Regions from separate parts of the Homo sapiens genome. Here regions 1 and 2 are each linked to region 3. A link is a loop called in an ENCODE intact Hi-C map of the cell type or tissue named here. Cell type or tissue: dorsolateral prefrontal cortex. All regions are shown on one strand. Region 1 overlaps EIF4G3 (eukaryotic translation initiation factor 4 gamma 3). Region 2 overlaps EIF4G3 (eukaryotic translation initiation factor 4 gamma 3). Region 3 holds the start of EIF4G3 (eukaryotic translation initiation factor 4 gamma 3).

The links. Peaks named below come from ENCODE experiments on the same cell type or tissue, not always from the same donor. Only the 100,000 strongest peaks of a DNase experiment are listed, where the experiment ranks them.
Region 1: a loop joins it to region 3, with 4 times the contacts of the local background. A loop is called at or near these places in 8 of 110 quality-filtered maps.
Region 2: it touches region 3 in a loop (6-fold over the local background); 9 of 110 quality-filtered maps call a loop at or near these places.

The regions. Positions count from the first base shown.
Region 1 is chr1:21,068,702-21,076,701 of GRCh38, forward strand. The region is part of intron 3 of EIF4G3 (eukaryotic translation initiation factor 4 gamma 3); the gene reads right to left. Among named protein-coding and RNA genes, the nearest start is that of MIR1256, 84 kb to the left of the region's middle. In dorsolateral prefrontal cortex, a CTCF peak has its summit at 4,137; no DNase peak of the experiment used is centred here; H3K27ac peaks cover 1,640 bases.
Region 2 is chr1:21,113,054-21,121,053 of GRCh38, forward strand. The region is part of intron 2 of EIF4G3 (eukaryotic translation initiation factor 4 gamma 3); the gene reads right to left. Among named protein-coding and RNA genes, the nearest start is that of EIF4G3, 60 kb to the right of the region's middle. In dorsolateral prefrontal cortex, no CTCF peak of the experiment used is centred here; no DNase peak of the experiment used is centred here; H3K4me3 peaks cover 1,029 bases; H3K27ac peaks cover 6,083 bases.
Region 3 is chr1:21,172,168-21,180,167 of GRCh38, forward strand. It overlaps EIF4G3 (eukaryotic translation initiation factor 4 gamma 3), which reads right to left and starts at 4,730. Exons shown (of 37, transcript NM_001391906.1): 1 at 4,555-4,730; 2 at 4,008-4,191. RefSeq lists an enhancer at 4,645-4,694. In dorsolateral prefrontal cortex, a CTCF peak has its summit at 4,742; DNase peaks (open chromatin) are centred at 3,377, 3,880, 4,170 and 4,804; H3K4me3 peaks cover 4,184 bases; H3K27ac peaks cover 4,829 bases.

The sequences.
Region 1 (8,000 bases), 100 kb before region 3:
GTTGTCATAAGGATTGAGTTAATACACATAAAATGCTTAGAAAAGTAACTGTTACACAGTAAGTGTTACTTATAGTAATAAAGAAAATGTTCTACAGATTGAGTATCCCTATCTGAAAAATTTGGAACCAGAAATGTTTCAGATTTCAGATTTTGGAACACCTGCAAACAGTTACCAGTTCAGCACCCCCAATCTGAAAATCCAAAATCTGAACTGCTCCATTGAGCATTTCCTTTGAGAATAATGCTGGTACACAAAAAGTTTCAGGTTTTAGAACATATCAGATTTTGAATGTTTTGATTAGAGATGCTCAACCTGTATAAACTGTTCTGTTGAGTTTTTCACCAGTTAACTCCTCTGCCTAGGTTTGGTCAATTTTTGTTATCTATTTCATGGCTCATTACACTATGTAGCTGTAACCTTATCCTCCACCTCAAAGGCTTTAACTGATGTATGTACACTCATTCCAATATCTTGTAAGATGCAGTCCAAACTTGCTGCCCACCTACATTTTATGGCTTCTTAGAGTTCATCTAGATACCATCTTTCTCTGTTTAACCATGCTTCACTCCTCCAAGTACTTTTGCTTAATGAGAACCCAGAAAAACTATACCAGTAAATGTTACTACTTATTTACATATTTTTGTTCTCATTTACATAATCATTAATGTCTCTTCCTCACATTCCCACATGTACTTAAAACAACGTATCACCATCTTGCCTGGTAAAATGAGCACTCTTAAAGACAAGGATCATAGTGTCCACCACTGCTTTCTCACATTACCAGGCACAAAACCTTGCATATAGCTCTCATTCAATATATGTTTTCTAAATTAAGTTTATCTCAATATTCTTAAAAGCTCTGCAACATCTCCAATGTTTAGTCCCCTGGAAAAGCAAGCTCCAAGAGGCCAGAGGATCTTTCAGTTATTTTGTACTTAGGAAAACACAGAAAAGTAACTTCAAACACATTTTAGGCTGTCACAACAGGAAAGGCTGTTCTCTATTTAGAAAGAAAGGCCAAACAGAAAAAAGACTGAGTCTAACTCGTAGGAATTTTTACCGGGGGAGAGGAGGGGGTAGGAAAGCAGCAGCAGCATCTGGATTTCACAAATATTTGATGACACTGACTGTGAGGTTTGTCGAAAGAAAAGAGGATGAGCTAATCATGGGTAAGAATGAGATTTTTTTTGTTGTTTTACGTAAAAGGTGAGCACAGGAAGAATAGAGAAATGAAATATACTCAATCATGGTTATCTTATAAATCATTATAGAATTCAGTCAAAGATGATCTTTCAAAGTAATGCAAGACTTGAACTCAGCTAACTGTCCTATATTAAAATTTTGGAAAAATAAATTTAAGACCACAAAGGAAAACGGCAAGCCACAACTTATTACTGCTAATACAATATTATTTTTCAATAATCTAGGAAAATTTTAAGGCCACTGTGGAAAACCATTTGCATCTAGTGATTGAATCAGGATAGAATTATTACCAATTTGCATATCAGGCAGTGGCAACTAAGACTGTGGAAAAAAAAAGTTTGATGCTTACTTTCTCTAATTGCTACAATAATGTATAAACATGATTTTTGTTAAAAAAAAGAAAAAGTAGTGCCCTCTTTACCCTTCAAATCCCACTCCACTCCCTATGGCAAAATGATTAATACTCTGAAGCACATTATTACAAACCTTTCTATACACTTACAAATGTGTAAAAATAATAGCAACAACACAATAATAAATATTCAATGACATGTTTTCCTCTCCACTTATCAAAACATTAGAGATCTTTCCAAGTCAATAAACATACCTACTTCATTCTTGTTCTAAATGTTTAAGTAGTACTTCATGGTGTAGATATAACTACATTCTTCTTAACTATTAATTTTTTAAAACTCCTTAATGAAAAGAACTATATAACCTACTAACATTTTAAGAGCCAAACATGTATGTGCAAACATAAAATAAAAAACAAACTACCTTCTTTTTGCTAAGTTTCAGATATGTCAATTAATATAAATTGGAACCACCCAAAAACTGAAGAGAGGGCAGTTTTAGAATATCAAAGGTAAACTGACATTCCATAAACATTCTTGACAGCACAATAATAATTCTTAACTAGTAATAATAGACTGAATCTTTTTGTAAGTGTAAAAAGAAACTTCCAAAGAACTTGAAAGTGGACTAATTGATATTGTTGTCTAGTAAGTTCATTTTATTATATTTCATTCCATTTCTTGAGAGTAGGTACAACCGCTACCACCCCCTCATACCCTGCATACAATAGGTTCTTCAGTGCAAATGACTGATTTTCAACATTAGCTAATGCAATTCATATCAGATATAAAGAATAAATTGAAAATTCACATTAGCTTTAGTAGCCAAAATAAATGATTGATCTAATATAAGAAACATGTTAGCCAGGTGGCATGGCTCGTGCCTGTAATCTCAAAACCTTGAAAGGCTAAGGCAGGAGGATCATCTGAGGCCAGGAGTTCTAGACCAGCCTGGGCAACATAGTGAGATCCTGTCACTACAGAAAATGAAACAAAACAAAATTAGCCGGGCATGACGACATGCACCTGTAGTCCCAGCTACTTGGGAGGCTGAGGCAGGAAGATTGCTTGAGCCCAGGAGTTCAAAGTTAATTACAGTGAACTATGATCATGCTACCATGCTCCAGCCTGGACAACAGGGTGAGAACCTGTCTCCAAAAAACCAAAGAGAAACACATCCACTCCATGTAATCCTCCAGTGCAGTCCTGACACTCCACAGAAGGTTCCATAAATAAAAACTGTATCCACTACTACCATCTGCAAAAACTGGCATTTGAAAAGCACTTACACGGCCGGGCACGGTGGCTCACGCCTGTGATCCCAGCACTTTGGGAAGCCAAGGAAGGTGGATCACGAGGTCAGGCATTGAAGACCAGCTTGACCAAAATACAAAAATTAGCCAGGCATGGTGGTGCGAGCCTGTAATCCCAGCTACTCAGGAGGCTGAGGCAGGAGAATCGCTTGAACCCAGGAGGCGGAGATTGCAGTGAGTCAAGATTGCGCCACTGCACTCCAGCCTAGGTGACAGAGCGAGGCTCCGTCTCAAAAAAAAAAAAAGAGAGAGAGGAAAAAAAAAGAAGAAGAAAAGCACTTAAACAGCTACTTCCCAAATGCTATTTTCCCAAATAAGTTAAAGACAGAGAGAGAGAAGTAGCTTTTAAACATAAAGTGACAATAATCTACAACTACACCTAGGCAACACTATTAAAATTATATTATTTCTACAAACAACTTCCTATGGGATTATTAAAAATGAACAATGGGTCTAATAATATGGCAACGGTTAAGTCAAAAGAGAAAATATATTTAACACATGGATAATTATACTACAAGTCTTTTATCCCTTAACTTCCTAAGTTTTGTATCATGTACATCTAGTAGTTTATTAAAGGAGTTTACTTTTCTAAGGTAATAAAGTTGGACATTCCAAGATGACAAATATATAATAAGTATTGATGATAAATACTAAAGTTTGAAAAGCAACACCACTGGCTGGGTGCAGTGGCTCATGCCGGTAATCCCAACACTTTGGGAGGCCAAGGTACAAGGATTCCTTGAGCCCAGGAGTTTGACGCCAGTGTGGGCAACATAGGGAGATCCCATGTCTATACAGAAAAAGACATTTAATTTTTTTATTTTATTTATTTATTTATTTATTTTGAGATGGAGTCTCACTCTGTCGCCAAGGCTGGAGTGCAGTGGTGCTATCTCGGCTCACTGCAAGTGCTGCCTCCCAGGTTCACGCCATTCTCCTGCCTCAGCCTCCTGAGCAGCTGGGACTACAGGTACCTGCCACCACGCCCGGCTAATTGTTTGTATTTTAGTAGAGACGGGGTTTCACTGTGTTAGCCAGGATGGTCTCGATCTCCTGACCTCGTGACCCGCCCGCCTCAGTATCCCAAAGTGCTGGGATTACAGGCGTGAGCCACCACGCCTAGCCTTTAATATTTTTTAAAAATAAAAAAGCAACACTATTGAAATGAAAGTCATAAGCGTTTTATCTAACACCACACTAAGCTTGTTCAGATTTCATATCAAATAAACGGTATGAATAGTTTCTTCATTGTAGTTGTAAGAATAGAATACTTACTGATGGTGGCAGCAGCTGCTGGTACATATCTGAGTGATGACTGTGTATCAAGCTCTAGGAGGTTTAAATGGATTTGTCTCATTTAACCTTCTTAAGAACCTTTGGAGATCAGCACTATTATTATCTCCATTTTACTCATGAGGAAGGAAACTGAGGTGCAAGAAACTTACCCAATGACACACACAGCTGCTAGTGGAAGCGCCAGGATCTGAATTCATTTGGTCAGATTCCAGAGCCACTTAGCTGCTCTTAACATTCTGCTCCCCATGTAACCTATAAACTCCAATTCATCTGCTAATAAATATGAGTATTTTCATGATTTAAATATTATGTCATTCCCTTAGTAGAAACTCTTCAACAGCTCCTTCTATACATCAGATAAAACCCAAATACTTTATCAAAATCTTACAAAATTACATGACCTAGATTTTGTCAGCCTCTAGAAGGGCATTTTCAAACGCCCTTGCAGCTATTCACATTTAAATTAATGAAAATTAAATAAAATTTAAAATTCAGGTCCTTAATTGCATTAACCACGTTTCAAGTGCTCAAAAGGAAATGCTCTACTGGACAGCACGGTTCTGAGCCACCAATCATCAGGAGGCTCCCACCTTAAGGCCTTGGAGCTCTGCAATATCTATTGGGAAGGTTTATGCTCTTCCTCTTCATCCATGAACAGCTGAATACATTTCATGGTTCAGGTATCACCTAAAATGGCATCTTCTCACAGGAACTGTAGGCCTCACAGCATGGACCCCTCTAAGTCTCCCTGGGCACACGCCACATGCAGATTTCGGTGCTTTCCCAACCTTCTTGGTATAAAGGTCGACAATTCTATTACCAAGGGCTCATGACAGCCTAGTTTTGTTAGAGACTGTATTGTAGGGAAGTCTATGATGGTATTGTCACATGCTGGATCATTCTGAGTGCCTGTAGACAACGTCCCTGGAAGAGATATTTTTATTTTTTAATGGAGACAGGTTTTCACTTTGTTGTCCAGGCTGGAGTGCAGTGGTGTGATAATGGCTCACTGCAGCCTTGACCTCTGAGGCTCAAATGATCCTTCCACCTTCTCTCATATCTTAACAGAAATGATCAGTTTTAAATCTTGTTTCTCTATTTCTAAACACTACAATTTTCATTATTTTTTACTTTCATATGTTTTTCTACCACCATCTAGTAGAGTACCATAGATGGTATTGAACAAATACTGGCTAGATGAATAAATATTAATAATATTAACCAATCTTAATAATTTTGCCTAACGTTTGAGAAAATCTAGATTCAAGTTTCTCAACAGTGACACTACTGCCATTAGGGCCAGGATAATTCTTTATCATGAGATTGTTGCATGCACTTGGATGTTTAGATACTTACCTGGCCTCTACCCACTAAATGACAGCAGCATCCTCTGTCCATCTCCTCAACCCTCACCAGCTGTGGCAGTCAAAAACATCTCCACACATAACTAAATATCTCTGGGGGTAAACTCACCTCCAGTTGAGAACAACTGACTTAGGTATTTCCAAATGACTGGCAAATTCTAAGCTAAACATTATAAGAATGCCTAACATTATGAAAATATCTAAATGCTATCATCTCGTATTTAAATTTATCAAATACAAAAATCTGGATTTCTAACTATGGTCAGTTATCATTCATAAATGCTACTGGAGAAAAAAATAATAATAATTTATATACATAAATCTTCTTACAACCAAATCCTTTCTGTCTTAACAATCAAGAAAATTTCATTACTTTTCCATACCAAATAATTCAAACGCATTAAACAGGAAAAAAAGATTAAATGGCTAAGAAGAAAGTTCTTTAAAAATTCCTAATTATTATGTTCCTACAGAATTAGGAAGATTATAACTGCTGTGTAATAACTTGGAAAAATATTTTCCAATACAATGTTGTATTAAAAAAGAAAACTAATCCAGGTACACTGGCTCATGCCTTTAATCCTAGGACTTGGAGAGGCCGAGCGAGGTGAGAGAATCGCTTGAGCCCAGGAGTTCGAGACCAGCCTGGGAAACACAGCAAGACCCTGCCTCTACAAAAAGTAAAGTATTCGCCGGGGTGGTTACCGTAAGTGAAAAGATGATAATCACAATCATGAAAACATGGGAAAGTATAAAACTCACTGATAGATCAGATACACAAAGAAGAAAGAAAAAAGAATCGAATCTTATCACTACAGAAAACCAACAAACTGAAATAATAAACAAGGAGAGGGAAAAAAGGAACAAAGGATATACAAAACAACAAGAAAACAATTAACAAAATGATAGGAATTAGTACTTATCTATCAATAATAACCATGAATGTAAATGAATTAAATTTCCCAATTAAAAAATATAGACTGGCTGGATTAAAAAACATTACACACCTATATGTTGCCTATAGGAAATTCCCCGTAAAGACACACATAGGGCCGGGCAGGGTGGCTCATGTCTGTAATCCCAGCACTTTGGAAGGCCAAGGTGGGCAGATCACCTGAGGCCAGGAGTTTGAGATGAGGCTGGCCAACATGGTGAAACCCCATCTCTACTAAAAATCCAAAAATTAGCCAGGCATGGTGGTGGGTGCCGGTAATCCCAGCTACTTGGGAGGTTCAGGCAGGAGAATCACTGGAACCCGGGAGGCGGAGGTTGCAGCAAGCCGAGATTATGCCATTGCACTTCAGCCTGGGCAACAGAGTGAGACTCCAACTCACAAAAAAAAAAAAAAAAAAAAAAAAAAAAAAAAAAGACAGACATAGACTAAAAGTGAAGAGACAAAAAAAGTTACTCATCACAAACACAAACCAGGAGTAGTAGCTATACTACTCCTGCCTTATAAAACAGGTTATAAGTCAAAAACTGTAAAACAGACAGAAAAGGTATACCATATGATGATAAACGGATCAATTCAGCAAGAAAATATAACAATTATAAATACATATGCACGTAACAAAAGAGCCCCCAGACATATATAGCAAGTACTATTTGATCTAAAGGGTGAGATAGACTAAAATAAAATAATAGTTGGGGACTTGAACTATTATTCAACTTAAATATCCCACTCTCAGCATTGGACAGATGATCTAGAAAGAAAATAAATAACCAAACGTTGGATTTAAACTGCATTTTAAACGAAAGACACCTAACAGACATTTACAGAACATTTCATCCAACAGCTGCAGAATACACATTCTCTTCATCAGCACACGGGTTCTCCAAAATAGACCACTTAGGCCACAAAACAAGTCTCAGCAAATTTAAAAGAAATAAAATCATACCAAGTATCTTTTCTGACCGATATACAATGAAACTAGAAATCAGTAACAAAAAGATCTTTGGAAATAGATCTGTACAAATACATGGAAATTAGGCAATATCCTCCTGAATGAACAATGGATCAATGAAGAAATGAGGAAGAAAATTTTAAAATTTCCTGAAATAAATGACAGTAGAAACACAAAATACTAAAATCCATGGGACACAGCAAAAGCAGTAGTAAAACGAAAGTTTATTGCAATAAACACCTACATCAAAAAAGCAGAAAGAAAAGCAAAAGCAAAGCAGCAGAAAAGCAAAAAAGCCAAGATATGCCCACTGCACTCCAGCCTGGGAGAGAGAGCAAGATCCCATCTCAAAAAATAAAAATAAAAAATAAAAAAATAGAGACATGATACTACCTAACTTCAAAATATGCTGCACAGCTACAGTAACCAAAACAGCATGATACTGGACTAAAAACATAGACCAATGGAAGACAACAGAGAATCAAGAAACAAATCCATTTATTTATAGCCAATTCATTTTTTTAAGGGTGCCAAGAATATACACAGGAGAAAGGACAGTCT
Region 2 (8,000 bases), 59 kb before region 3:
GAGGCTGAGAATGGCTTGAGCCCAGGAGTCGAAGCTGCAGTGAGCTATGATTGCACCACTGTACTCCGGCCTGGCTGATAGAGGCCCTATCTCAAAAAAAAAAAAAAAAAAAAAAAAAAAAGAGCTATGTAATGTTTTTTAATGCAGGGAGAAGAGTAGCACTGTACATTTTTTGCAAATCACTTTCATGTCTGGTTTAATGGTAGACCAGCTGAATTCTTGTTTTCTTTTTTTAATAAGCTTTCTTAGGCTGAATGATTTTTTTTTTAAATTCTATCAAATGGATTCAGACAGAAGAATGAATTCTTACATGTGCTTCTGCATTTAATCTGTTACATGTTATTTTGAAGTCTGTGGAAAAAACCTGGTCTTAGACCAGGAAAAAAGAAGAGTATTTTAACACTCTTTCCTAAATATTGGGCTTTTTTTTTAATTACACCAAAATTCAATGAGTGATAGTTTTTAAAACTTAGGTGAAATTTCTAATCTAAAACCAAATGAATCAACTTTCCATGTGCTGTTACAGTAAAATCAACTGGTCTATACTGCATTTTAAATATATCTTTCACCTGTCCATGATTTTGTAACATCATTCATTGGTCACCTGGAAAATACTGGTGCACTGTTATACAGGTCTTCCTTGACACATTTCATTGTACAGTATCAAAAATCTTATCTGGGCCAGGCAAAGTGGCTCATGACTTGTAATCCCAGTACTTTGGGAGGCTGAGGCAGGAGGATCCCTTGAGCCAAGAGTTTGAGACTATCCTGAGCAACATGGTAAAACCCCGTCTCTTCAAAAAATACAAAAAATTAGCTGGATGTGGTGGCACATGCCTGTATTCCCAGCTACTTGGGAGGTTGAAGTGGCAAGAATACCTGAGCCCAGGAGGTTGAGGCTGCAATGAGCCATGATCACAGCACTACACTCCAGCCAGAGTGATACAGTGAGGCCCTGTCTCAATTTTTTTAAATCTTATCTGTTCATATCGCTACTGATCTCATCAGAAAAGTCTATTAAGTATTGGAAAGTTGTCAAGTTCATGGTGGTGGATACAACTGTCCAAAATTCTAATTTTCACTTGAAAGCTGTACTTTTTTTTTTTTTTCCTTGAGACGAGTCTCGCTCTGTTGCCAGGCTGGAGTGCAGTGGCGCGATCTCGCCTCACTGAAACCTCCGCCTCCCGGGTTCAAGCCATTCTCCTGCCTCAGCCTCCCGAGTAGCTGGGACTACAGGTGCATGCCACCATGCCCAGCTACTCTTTGTATTTTTAGTAGAGACGGGGTTTCACCATGTTGGCCAGGATGTTCTCGATCCACCCGCCTCGGCCTCCCAAAGTGCTGGGATTACAGGCGTGAGCCACCGTGCCCGGCCCTTGAAAGCTGTAATTTTACCACTGGCAACAGTTTTCCTTGAAATCACAAGCACAGTCATCTATTTTTGATAATTTATCTGGAAAATATCCAAGCATAAATAACCAGTTTATCATTTCAAAATGGTGATGCTTGAAAAAAGCCATTTCGGCTTGCCACTCACTCACACAAGTGTTATTCATTAAGACCACTGTTGGACAATTATGCAACAGAACTGCTTTATGTGTACTTCCCATTTTATCACACAGAATATTAAGAAGATGTATATTCGAAGGCCAACACTTAATAAAAAAAATTTTTTTTGCTGTTTCATCAAAGATATTAAGTGAAAAGTAAAACTGACATTTTGTTTGTTTTCAATGTGCATGTTGGGGAAAAACTCAATCGTTATTATTAGCTCGGTTTGGTACCACTAACCTTGATTTGTGCTAAGGTGCCAGCAGCAAATCAATTGTGCAAGTCACTTTGCTTATGCCTGTAATCCTAGCATTTTGAGAGGCTGAGGCAAAAGGAACACTTAAGGCCAGGAGTTCTAGACCAACCTGGGCAACATGGTAAGACCCCATCTCTACGGAAAAAAACCTTTTTTTAATTTACAATTACAGTTTACATTTTCACAGTTGGCGAAAATGTATACAAAATAAGGGCAAAAAATATCTTAGTATAATCTTATCATGTGTTCACTGGAGCAGCCCTTTTAATTTCCTTCAAAAACTTTTCCTTTGCATTCACAACTTGGCTAACACGTTCCTTGCAAAGCTTAATCATTTCTAGCTATTGTAAAGTGAGACATGTAACCCTTCCTTTCACATGACCCACAGAGGACACTGCAGGGTTATTGGCCTAATTTCAATATATCTCAGGAAAGAGCAAGGTCCATGGGGAGAGAGGGGAATGGCCTTTCAGTGGAGCAATCAGCACACAGTATTTTTTACTAGGTTTTCCTTATTACATGAGCATGGCACCTCAAAACAATTACAATAGTAAGATCAAAGATCACTAAAAAGAATTATAAAGAGACATGAAGTGAGCACATGCTGTTGAAAATGATGCCAAAAGCTTTGCTTCATTCAGTTGCCACAAACCTTAAATTTGTTAGGAAACAAACAAACAAGTTATCTGTGAAGTGCAACAGACTGAGGTGAAATAAAGTGAAATGTGTCTGTATAAGATTGTTTCTTCACCTGCAAAATGAAGGGGAAAAAAAATGTGTACTACTTCAGAGAGCTGATATACAGCTCTCTGTATACAGTTAAATGAGACGATTTATTAGAATAATTTGTTGTTGTTGTTGTTGTTGTTTTTAAAGAAACAGAGTCTCACTTTGTTGCCCAGGCAGGATGCAATGGCACGATCACAGCTTATTGCACCCGTGAACTCCTGGGCTCAAACGGTCCTCCTGCCTCAGTCTCCCAAGTATCTAGGAATATACAGGTAGGGACCACCATGCCCAGCTAATTTTTTTTTAAATTTTTTGTAGAGACAGGAGTCTCATCTTGTTACCCGGGTTGGTCTAGAACTCCTGGCCTTAACCAATCCTCTTGCCTCAGCCTCCCAAAGTGCTACGATTACAGGTGTGAGCCACTGTGCCCAGACAATTTAAAGGATACCCAGGGCCTTGTATATTGTAGGCATACAACAAACCACTGCTACTATTATGAGCTCTAAGAGCAATCGTCTAATAATAAAGGTCAAAATGAGGTACAATACTTCAATAGCAGCTGAATTAATGACAGAATAACAGAAAATTTCTCAGACTTCAATCCTGTATTTGTACAACAGTCCATATAACATATCTGAAATAAATTTTCACCATGTGTAATACATTATATTCCCTTCTTAGAATATGTGACAACCAAGCTTTAGTATCTAAAAATTTAGTATATCAGCTTGTTTAATATTGAGATTGTTAAATACAATTTTGAAAGTTCTATTTGATACTTTCCAGCAGAAACCATGTAACATCAAGGGTAATCAAGGGTACTCACTAGGTTTATCTTAACAAATGACTTGTCTAGGAGGGAAATTTGAGACAAATGAGAAAATAAAATAACCATAAATAAGACACAGATTCGGATATTAGGATCAACAAAATCCTCCAAAATCTCGTTTAAAATATCAAAATACAGGCCAGGCGCGGCGGCTCACACCTGTAATCCCAGCACTTTGGGAGGCTGAGGGGGGTGCGGATCACAGGGTCAGGAGTTCGAGACCAGCCTGACAAACATAGTGGAAACCCTGTCTCTACTAAAAATACAAAAATTAGCTGGGCGTGGTGGCGTGCACCTGTAATCCCAGCTACTCAGGAGGCTGAGGCAGGAGAAACGCTTGAACCCAGGAGGCGGATGTTGCAGTGAGCCAAGATCACACCACTGCACTCCAGCCAGGGCGACAGAGTGAGACTCCTTCTCAAAAAAAAAAAAAAAAGCAAATACAACAAAGCTGGGTGGCAGGCACACAAGTATCTGTTATATTATTTTTATAATTTTCCATATGCATTAAACATTTCATTAAAAGATTAATCACTTGCATAAAAAAATGAAAGAGAACTCTTGGGTATTGCAAATTGGAAATAAAATTGTAAAATATAGTCCAGCTCTATCTGATAAAGACTACATATCCAAATGTAATATCTATTAAATAATAACTTTTTTATTTCACCTTAATGGTTAACTTCTATACAAGAAAGGTGAAGGACAAAGACAATACTAACAAGATTAATCTTAAGGAGATATGTCAATCTGAACTGAGGCTAAAGGCATTTTTGAATTATCCACATAATTGTCTAAACTCTCCTTTTCATCTTATCTAACATAAAAACATTAATATTTTCAAAATCACCTGGCACTGGTAAAAGATTCTTGTATCTCATGAATGAGTATCAAGCACCAACAATGAGTTAGATGAGATACGGTCACACACAAAAAAATAATGTTTATTTTGACTGTACTTTTTAAATGACAAAGAGTAATTTCAACAAAACCAAATGCTGCAGTGTGGCACTCAGCTATAACAGTGTATTTTCTTTATCCAAATAAACACAATAAAAGCTTTGCTTTGCATTGTTCATTATAAAAAACTGAATTTTTCTTTTGCAACTATTTATTTTTAAATAAGGAAGTAAAATTCTCAAAATGATACAGTTGCTGCTGCAAAGTATGAATAATAAGACTGAGGGAGGTAAGAGAGAAAGGACTAGTGCAAGCCCTAACAAAAGCCCTGTACACTGGGTATGGCTAAACCCTGAGCATGAAAGCACTCTTTGTAATTCTGGTCAATGGAAGGCCTTTCACTGTCCCAGTATATAGTAAAAAAAAAAAAAAAAAAAAAAAAATTAAAAGCAGAAGTGGGAGGATGGGGAGTTCGCCTCTTTAGGGGATATCTCCTCAGCTGCCTGGCTACAATAAGGACGAAGATTGCATGAACACAGGAAAGCTTTCCAAGCATGCAGCTACTAGGTCTTTGTTCAACACAGACCAGCCAAAAAAAGGACTCATGTACCCTACTTATACTACATTTCAATTTACTCTTAAACCAAATTCCAGGAATTGCATTTTTATCTCACATTGGCCCCTGCAAACTAGTTCACTGAGAAATCCACAGAGGACACAGTCTTTTGGCTTGCAATTTGGATTCCAGCAAAGATAATCCCACTCCTTTTATTTGAGAAGACATTAGAAAAGTTATTAAGAAATTTCATGATTTTGTTCATTTTTCAAAGGCCGCATAACCAAATGCAGTTCTCTATGAAGTTAACAGTTCATTGTCTCACTAAGCACTTCACATATGAACAAGTAATACAGGTTCATAACCAGACACCTCCGTATTTCAGTATACAACACTTTGAAAATAGTAAACCCTCAGGGTGTGGATCATAACTATTTTCCTCATTGCCATAACTGAACCAACTAAAATGCAATTAACGAAAGAAACTGTCATAGTTTAATTAGCTTTGGTTGATAACCCACTGTGTAATTATCTGTGAAGCTACAGGTAGCATAAAGCATCATTTCCTTTCAGGTTCCAAACAAAGAAAAGGCTCATTCTCTAGTATTAAGATTAGATATAGAAATGTTGGGCCCGGCGCAGTGGTCCACACCTGTAAACCCAACACTTTGGGAGGCGGAGGCGGGCAGATCACTAAGGTCAGGAGCTTGAGACCAGCCTAGCCAACATGGTGAAACCCCGTCTCTACTAAAAATACAAAAATCAGCTGGGTATGGTGGCGGGTGCCTGTAATCCCAGCTACTTGGGAGGCTGAGGAAGGAGAATCACTTGCACTTGGGAGACAGCGGTTGCAGTGAGGCAAGATCGTGCCACCACACTCCAGCCTGGGCGACAGAGCGAGACTACATCTCAAAAAAAAAAAAAAAAGAAACAGAAATGCTGAGAGCTGGGCACAGTGGCACATGCCTATAGTTCCAGCTATAGGTGCACCAGGATCATACCTGTGAATAGCCACTACACTCCAGCCTAGGCAACATACTGAGAACCAAGCTCTATTAAAAAAAAAAAAAAAAAAAAAAAAGAGAAGAAATTTTGATTTTCTTTTAAAAATACATATATATGAAGTTAATATATCTGCATTACTGGAAATTTTCTTTTAAAAATCCAACTCCATGACTGAGATTTTAAGTATGTATATGGCTGACTTTATGAAGAGCTACATTAGAATTAGCTTGTAAGACAAATTAGATTGCAAATAAATGCATTTTAATAATTAAAGATTATTCTGAAGCCTATCTAGTTTAAGAAATTTTGTTTATAACACTACTTTAAGAACTACTGAATGCCATCTTTTGAGCTGAAATGGGTATGAAATGCTTATAGAATGAGAGATTTGAAAGAGCCCTGGGAGATAATCTTATGAAATGAATGTCTGACTAAATAAAAGGGGAAAAAAAAAAGACTTGAGAAATAAAGTAACCTATTGAAGGTAACATAGCTAAATTTCCTTTATAAAATGACTACGGAGAATAAAATACCAAATTCATGTACAGTTTGCAACCTAATTTTCCCGGGTCATGATTTGCAAATGAATAATATAGCCCCAAAGGGCCACCATATTTTCTGGAAATCATGCTGACTAGTGAAAGAAAATGGTATTTCAGTGAGAATAAAAGGAAAAAGATACACAAAGAATAAGTTAACTTTATTTGGCAAACAAAAAGTAAATATTATGTAATTTGAAAAAGGACAAAGAAACTATAGATATAACCATAACCTATAGATCTGCAGGTGGCTTGTGCTATTAACTATTACTTTTTTTAAGTATCACTGAATTATTGTTAAAGAAAAACATTTATATAGTACGGAGGCTATAAAAGAGAAAGGACTAGGATACAAGGATGTAAGGTAGAAAGTATCTTCCATCATCCAATCTTTTTCTTCCAAAAGTAACCACTATCAAGTTTCTTAAGCATCTTTCCAGAAATTTTCTACACATACACATTTATCGATTTAACGACTCTTAAAAACTATTTCTAAAATTAATCATTGTGATTGTTCTAAAATTATCTAAAATGTCAGCTCTATAGGTATAAAAATAAAATTTCTAAAATATGGGTCTCATTCACAATTATGAAAACATATGATGAAGACTGTTGGTGAAAGTTATAACACGGAATATAAATATACCAAATTCTTAAGACTGTGGCCCAATAGTCCATCTGCAAAGATCGTTTCTAGCATTTATTTTCGCACAATGGAGAAAATTAAAATATACATACTAGATAAATGATGCTGTCACTTTTGACAAGTTACATAATCTATAAATTTACAACAATTTATCAATCCAGTCCATCTTCTTTTCCTCTATTTCCTCTCAATTACACATCATTAAGTCTGTTCCAATTGAGTAATCACTCCTTTGTAAGCAAAATTAGGTCAAATCATAAACTAACAATAGCACTCCATGTCCTGATGTAAAAAAACCAACTAATAAAAATCTATGTCCAGGCGCAGTGGCTCACATCTGTAATCCCAGCACTTTGGGAGGCTGACCAGCCTGGCTAATGTGGTGAAACCTCGTCTCTACTAAAAATAGAAAAATTAGTTGGGCATGGTGGTGCATGCCTATAATCCCAGCTACTTGAGCAGAAGGCAGGAGAATCACTTGAACCCAGGAGGCAGAGGCTGCAGCGAGCCGAGATCACTACAGCCTGGACAACAGAGTGAGTGAGACTCCATCTCAAAAAAAAAAAAAAAAAAATCTAACATACTATTATACAAATACATATAGTCTTCAGTAAATATGTCCTAATAGATCCAAGATACCAGTTATAAATATGCATATCCCAATTGATTGATGGGGTTAAGAAAAAAGACTATGGCACCGAATATGAATCTCAACTCACATTACTTAATACGCATCTCAGTATAAGAGCACGAGTATGAACTTTACCTTCTTTTTTACTTTTTACTAGCTTCCTAAGGAATATGCAGCATAAACTTAAGTCAGACCAACAAGTTTAGTTTCCTAACCTGTAAAATGGTTTTTGGGGTGTTTTTGAGACAAGGTCTCACTCTGTCACCCAGGCTGGAATGCAGTGGCATGATCCTGACTCTCTACAGCCTCAACTTCCTGGGCTCAAGCAGTCCTCCCACCTCAGCCTCCAAGTAGGTGG
Region 3 (8,000 bases):
AAAATTCTATGGAGCAGCAATGGAATTGGAAAAAGCAGGCCGGCAGAAGAGAAAGCTATGTAAACCTGGGTTAATTCTTACTCATTCTTCTAATTTAGCTGAGATGTCAACTTCTTTTAGAAAGCCTTAATTCCTCCTTCCCCAGACTACTCTCACAGCAGAGTTATCAGTTATCACTGTACTTGCCTCATGACGTTTTGTTTACCCACCTCTAACCAAAAGGACCAAGTTCTTTGAGGGCAAAGATTTCTACCTTAGCTCTTCAATCCTACATCTAGCACTGAGTGTAGCAGCACACAGTGGATGCTGAATTAATGAATTCATAAACTTGCCACATCTATTGAAGCCTCAATATAAATGGCAAAATGTGGCAATCCTATTTATTTATTTATTTATTTATTGAGATGGAGTCTCGCTGTCACCCAGGTTGGAGTGCAGTAGAGCGATCTCGGCTCACTGCAATCTCCGCCTCGCGGGTTCACGCCATTCTCCTGCCTCAGCCTACCAAGTAGCTGGGACTACAGGCGCCTGCCACCACGCCTGGCTAATTTTATGTATTTTTAGTAGAGACGGGGTTTCACCGTGTTAGCCAGGATGGTCTCGATCTCCTGATCTCATGATCTGCCCACCTCGGCCTCCCAAAGTGCTGGGATTACAGGAATCCTCTCCATTGACTTAAGATGTGGTTCTCGGCCGGGTGCAGTGGCTCACGCCTGTAATCCCAGCACTTTGGGAGGTAGAAGCAGGCGGATCACAAGGTCAGGAGATCAAGACCATCCTGGCCAACACAGTGAAACCCCGTCTCTACTAAAATACAAAAAATTAGCCAGGCATGGTGGCGCACACCTGTAGTCCCAACTACTCAGGAGGCTGAGGTAGGGGAATCGTTTGAACCCAAGAGGCGGAGGTTGCAGTGAGCCAAGATCATGCCACTATACTCCAGCCTGGCAACAGAGCGAGACTCAATCTCAAAAAAAAAAAAAAAAAAAAAAAAAAAAGACGTGGGTTCCAAACATTTTCTAGAAGACCTTTGATTTTGTTTTTTTTGAGGTGGAGTCTCACTCTGTAACCCAGGCTGGAGCGCAGTGGTGCAGTCTCGGCTCATTGCAACTTCTGCCTCGTGGGTTCAAGCGATTCTCCTGCCTTGGCCTCCTGAGTAGCTGAAATTACAGGCAGGCGCCACCACGCCCGGCTAATTTTTGTACTTTTAGTAGAGACCAGGTTTCACCAGATCAGGGCCAGGTGCGGTGGCTCAATGCCTGTAATCCCAGCACTTTGGGAGGCTGAGGCAGGCGGATCACCTGAAGCCAGGAGTTCGAGACCAGCCTGGTCAACATGGTGAAACCCAGTCTGATCACGCCTTACAAAAAATTACCTGGACCTGGTGGCACACGCCTGTAATCCCAGCTACTCAGGAGGCTGAGGCATGAGAATGGCTGGAATCCAGCCGGCGTAGGTTGCAGTGAGCCGAGATTACACCACTGCACTCCAGCCTGGGCGACAAAGCAAGACTCTGTCTCAAAAATAAATAAATAAAACTGTCTGAACTTATTAATTCAATGCAAACACAACTATACCCACATACTTTGAGGGTCTGGAGATCTATTCAAGCCATGAACAGTGCTAACTCCAGCTATGCACTCCTGCCAAGATGCTTAAATGTTATCCACTTATTGAACAATGACCACTTGCGTCAAATACAAATTCCCATACTCCCTCAGGGTAGAAAAGTAGAACTGCTCTATTTCAATCCTTTTTTAATCAATACCCCATTACCAGTTGATAACACTTCACCACTGGTATGTCTGATGAAATCTACAACCTATACTTCCTTTACTGTTTATATAATAAAATTTTCTATTTTAGCAATTGTAACCTTTCAGTGTGTAAAAGCAAAGAGAAAACAATAAGAGCTGTGAAACACATCAAGAGGAAGATTAATTTTAGCTTCAATGGCATGAGGCAAAGTAAAAACTTAAAGCCACACAAAAGTAAGTGTTCCATATGACTAAAATTGGTTTAAAATTATCTACACTGGAACTTACACTTAAATTTATCTCTTTAACAAGTGCTTTTTATTCAAAAGAAAATTAAGTTTCAGCTTTTGTAACTACTTGAATGTTGCAACCAACTCAGAGCTTTTATAAGTCCTTCTATGAAATGCACTGAGAAAAAGCATACTTGAAACACAGCTGTATCCCAAAAAGCCACCCAATTCACCAAACAGTGTCACATTCAGCACTGTGGTCCTTACTACTCTGTACATCAAGGACACCTACTACAGGTTTCCTTTTATTTCTGTTCAATTGCCAAAACAGCTCAAAGATGCAGGTAATGAGTAATTTACGTGGTAGCACAATTCAGAAACTTAAAAGTCCTAACCGAGTATAGGCAATCAAGGTAAAAAATGAAATTAGAAAGGAATTTAAACTCACAAAGTAGTAAGCAAAGACAGGTTTAAAAGATTCAACACTGAACTCTGCCTTTAAGTAGGCAAACCAGCCAATCTTCCCCCACCCCAGAGACACTGAACAAAACCAACCAGGTTTTCCATAAGCAACGCTAAGTTATCACCACACTTTCTCATCGGTGAACAATTCCTAATTGAACAGAATCATGCAGGATAAAAACATTATGAAATCAGTACACACGTCACACTGGAATGGAATTTATCTTTACACTGCACCGCGGTGCCTGGATTGAAAATCACGAACTAGGTTTAAAGAACAGAGAAAATGACACTTGGCAGAAAACAAACAATGACCTGAAATGACTCTAGAAGGGAGATTGCTTTCCCTTCTCAAAGTAATCTATACAGACAAGAATCAAACTACAGACTGTGAAATAATCTGGGGACCTCACAGCAGTTAGCTTCTTACTTGCTCAAACATCCTACAATCTCTAAAAGTCAAACGCACGATGACACAAACATAAAAACACAACACATCTAACATCCAATCATTATTTATTGATTTACACAAATACAGTGGGTGTAGGGAGGAGGTGATGCATGATGAAATGTTATTCTCAGGTACGCAATACCTTTCTAAATCTCCGTGGAATACATGAATTCAACGTTTTACCTTCACCGGCTAGTTTTTGACTAAAATACCCCATCACCAAGTCTTTTCAATCAAAGCTCTCCAAAATTCTACAATCGAGCAAATAACATGAAATTAGAAACATTCAATACTAGACTTTCCTCCAGAAGCCCTGGTAACTCTCTAGACATCAGGCCTATGAGGAGTAAATTAAAGCCCATTAAAAATATTCAGCCTAACACAAATCTTCCAAGAAGTGAGACTTTTGTGGGTGATGGGTAATGTCGGTGAACTTCCTCTTCCTTTAAAAAGGTCAAAGACAGGGAAGCGTCCGGCGTCACATTTCCTCCTCAGATCTCTACCACAAACCACATCACAACTCTCCCATTACTAAAAAAAATTATCCAGAGGAACTGCTTTCTGTACATTTTCACCTTAGACTGAAAATCCAACATACCTCGGAAACGAGCTGATTGGTTTCAAACAAGAAATTTACCGATAAAGTTTATTATGTACTAATAATAATTATGGAAGCCCACTGTGTCCCGCTGTAGGGGGAGCCGAGGGGAGGTGAAGAGCAGGAGGGTGTAATCCTCACAACAACCAGAGAAAAGCCTTCCCTGCAGGGTTGGTCCCAGGCACCAAGCAAATTCTGCCCAATAAAGGGGGGGAGGGTACCTTAGGGGAGGAGGGGAGAAGGGACCCCAAGCTCTAAAAGGAAGGGGCTGCAGAAGCATGGCCAAGTGGGGCTAGCTTTCACAGTATTGCAGAGGGTCTGGGGGTCCCCCCGCAGTGCTGCTGCCGGGGCACCCCAAAAGCTCCGCCCAAGCCCGATGCAGGGGCTTGAGCCGCTGTCCCTTTCCTGGCTGGGCTGTGGCGGCCGGCAGGAGGGTCCCCTGGGCTGCGGGGTCCCCCTGGACTGCGACGACGAGAACCGAAGGGCCGACAGGAAGGTGAAAAGGATACTGTTGGGGCGCCTGAGTCTGGAGGGCCCTGATGTTCGGGTGAGGAGGGGGGACCGCTGCCGCCGCCGCCGCCGCCGCCGCCGCCGCCGCCGCTGCTGCCGCCGCCGGGTGAGGAGGCGGTACCGCTGCTGCCGCCGCCGCCGCCGCTCCGGTGCCGGGTCCGGTTCCTGCTGCAGTCGCTGTGCCTGATTTCAGAGCCGGTTTCTGCGGTAAACTCATGGCAAAGCGAAGCCACCAACCCCCCCAGAGCGGGACCGGGCGCGCCGGGGTGCAGGGGCCGGGGGCAGCGGGGGGGCGGGATGGGGGCAGACCCGGGGAGGCGGCGGGAGCGGGGGGCTGGGGGGAGCCTGGGGGGAGGAGGAGGAGGGGGCCGGGGCCGGTCACACACGCCCGACGCCGCCGCCGCCGCCGCCGCCGCCTCCGCCGCCGCCGCCGCCGGCAGCAGCAGCCGCCCCGCGGGCCAGCACCACCGGCTGCCGGTCTCCGTGACAACGCGACCCCAGGGGGGGGGCCGGACCCGGCGGGGGCAGGAGGCGGAGAGACCGGACCTTTCACGGCAATATCCTCATGGGCCGGCGGCGGGGGATCTTTATCCCCCTCCCCGGAGGAAGCGGCGCCCTTCTCGGTAGCGGGGCTCAGGCGATGCCGGTGGATTTTCTTCACTCAACGAGCAGAGCATCCAACATGGCGCTGTGGCCGCCTCCAGCAGTCCGGCAGGACGGCTGCTCGGAAAACTTCGGACTTTTTCGGAATGGCTCGGGAAACCGAGGGTGGGAAGCCTCTTCGGCTCTTTCCGGAGACTGCTAGGGGTCGGGATTCTTCGGAGACGCTCGGGTGCGTCCTCGGCCGCCGTTCGGGAGGGCTCAGGGGCTAACTCGCTTCCTCGGCAAAGATCGGCGAGGGAGGCTTCGCTGGCTTACAGCGGCGCGGGTGCGGGGCGGAGGGAAAGACCAAAGGCGAGGTCTGGCTTGCGAGAGTCCTCCCCTGCGGCCCAGCCTCGAAGAACAATGGTAATGGCCCCGGAGTCGGCTGTTCGCTGAGCCCCGCTCGCAGGGGCGGAGAGGCAGCGGCGAGGCGAAAAACCCCTGGAGAAGGAACCGCTTAACCGGAATGGAACCCGTTGGATAGGGACCCCCCGCGGGGACTTCGCGTAACCAATGCCACCCGCCGGCCTGTAACCCACGCATTTCACACCCATTGTGTCGACACTTCCTCAGACGCTCTGAGAGGTGAATGAGGAGCCCCATTTCCAGAGGACACAGAGGAAAAGTGACTAGCCCAAGGTCACCCTATCGGGAAAGGACAGAGCCTAAATCTAAATGCCACCTTCATCTGGATGAACCTTGCCGCCTCCCATATTGGCTGGGGACATGACCTGAGCCGCCATATCTAATCAGCAGCCTTAACTGAGCTCTGTGGATGGATTCAAACCTAGGCCTTCCCCAGGACTGGAGCGCCCTTTGACCAGCAGCCAGTGATCAGCTCCCCAATGTCCTATGCTGGGTGACATTTGTTGATAAGGATTTTCTTCCCAGCTAGACCTGCCAAGATCACTCCCACCCCCAACCCCGCACACCCCACTCCTTAGCAGGTGCCTTGTCCTAAGCACAGTGGCATTGAGTGGGAAAGAATGGCAGGCATCGGCCGGGCGCGGTGGCTCACGCCTGTAATCCCAGCACTTTGGGAGGCCAAGGCCGGTGGATCACTTGAGGTCAGGAGTTCAAGACCAGCCTTGCCAACATGATGAAACCTCGTCTCTACTAAAAATACAAAAATTAGCCAGGCGTGGTGGCAGGCACCAGCTACTCGGGAGGCTGAGGCGGGAGAATCACTTGAACCCAGGAGGCGGAGGTTGCAGTGAGCTGAGAGAGTGCCATTGCACACTAGCCTGGGCGCGACAGAGTGAGGCTTCGTCTCAAAAAAAAAAAAAAAATGGCAGGCGTCATGGAGCAATCAAGTTTTAATATAATATTTACCAGACATGGCACTAAGCGCTGTACCCTTCATTATCTCAAGCAGTCCTGTGAAATAGGTAGTATCCATTTTACAAATGAATAAACTGAGACTGGGGAGGCTCAATACCATCAAACCACAGAAAAGCTGAGAAAATTGAGGCTCAAAACGCACAAAAGACTTCCCCGAGGTCGCACCGACAGTGTGGCTGGCAGAGCTAAGATTAGAGTCTAGTTCTGACTCCTGCTATCCTGCTTCACACACTGCCTTACTATTTTGTTGTTGCTGTTTTTTGAGACGGAGTTTCGCTCTTGTTGCCCAGGCTGGAGTGCAATGGCACGATCTCGGCTCACGGAAACCTCCGCCTCCCATGTTCAAGCGATTCTCTTGCCTCAGCCTCCCGAGTAGCTGGGATTAGAGGCATGCGCTACCACGCCTGGCTAATTTTGTACTTTTAGTAGAGACGGTGATTCTCCATGTTGGTCAGTCTGGTCTCAAACTCCCAACCTCAGGTGATCTGCCTGCCTCGGCCTCCCAAAGTGCTGGGATTACAGGCGTGAGCCACCGCGCCTGGCCTATTGTTGTTTTTAATTCATATAAAGCTCTACACATAGTGGATGCTTAATTCGTGACAATCCCTGGGAGCCCCAAATGCTCCTTCTAGGATAAAAGAGCATCTGAAAGAGAGTGATACCACAACCCCCCTACGGCGTCTTTCTAGCTAGAGCTCCACAGTTTCTGACATTGAAAAGGATGCCTCATCCCCATCTCCAGACTGGAAGACAGCAGCTACTTCATACTGTGGCATCTTAAACTGTCTGGATTTGTAACACCTGATTTTTTTATTTATTTATTTTTTTTTTTGAGACAGTCTCGTTCTGTCGCCCAGGCTGGAGTGCAGTGGCGCAATCTTGGCTCGCTGCAAGTTCTGCCTCCTGGGTTCACGCCATTCTCCTGCCTCAGTCTCCCAAGTAGCTGGGACTACAGGCACCTGCCACCGTGCCCGGCTGATTTTTTTTCTCTTTTTGTATTTTTGGTAGAGATGGGGTTTCACTGTGTTGGCCAGGATGGCCTCGATCTCCTGACCTCGTGATCCGCCCGCCTTGGCCTCCCAAAGTGCTGGGATTACAGGCGTGAGCCACCATGCCCGGCCTGTAACACCTGATTATTTAGGATGGGATTTTCTGCTCCTCTCCACATATAATTGACTCCAGGAAGAATTCCCTAGTGGTCCTTCAGTTCCCCAGATTCTCCTTTCATTTTCTGGAATCTCAGGCATCCTTATCCCAATCAAAACCTGTTCCAAGGAAATTATTTGACTTCTCATTTACACTAGGGTGATAACAGGCCGATAATTGCCTAATTGTTATTCTTTTCTGAGCTAGCTTCATTTTCTAACTTAATAATAGCTACAAGCATCAGACAATTACTGTGTGCCAGTCTTAGCTAAGCACTTTATGAAACTTATCTGTTTTAAAATGGATAGACCTTGGGCAAAATAATGTAAAAGTCCCTGATAAGATTCTGGCCACAGGCAATCAATGGAGGAAGTTTGTAGGGAACAAAGTCAAAAAGGTAGAGCTCTGTTCTTTCAGCCCAAAGAATGGCCTTGCTCAAGTCTAGACCTCACTTGCATATATATATATATTATATAATTTATTAATTAATTAATTAATTATATATTTAATATATTATATATAATATATATTATATATTATATATATCAAGCAGCAGATATAATATATAATATATATAATATATATAATATATATTGTATATTATATAATATATAATATATATAATATATATTGTATATTATATAATATATAATATATATAATATATATTGTATATTATATAATATATAATATATATAATATATATTGTATATTATATAATATATAATATATGTAATATATTATGTAATATATTATATAATATATATTATATATTATATATAATATATATTATATATAATATATATTACATAATATATTACATATATTACGTAATATATGTTATATATTACATATAATATATAA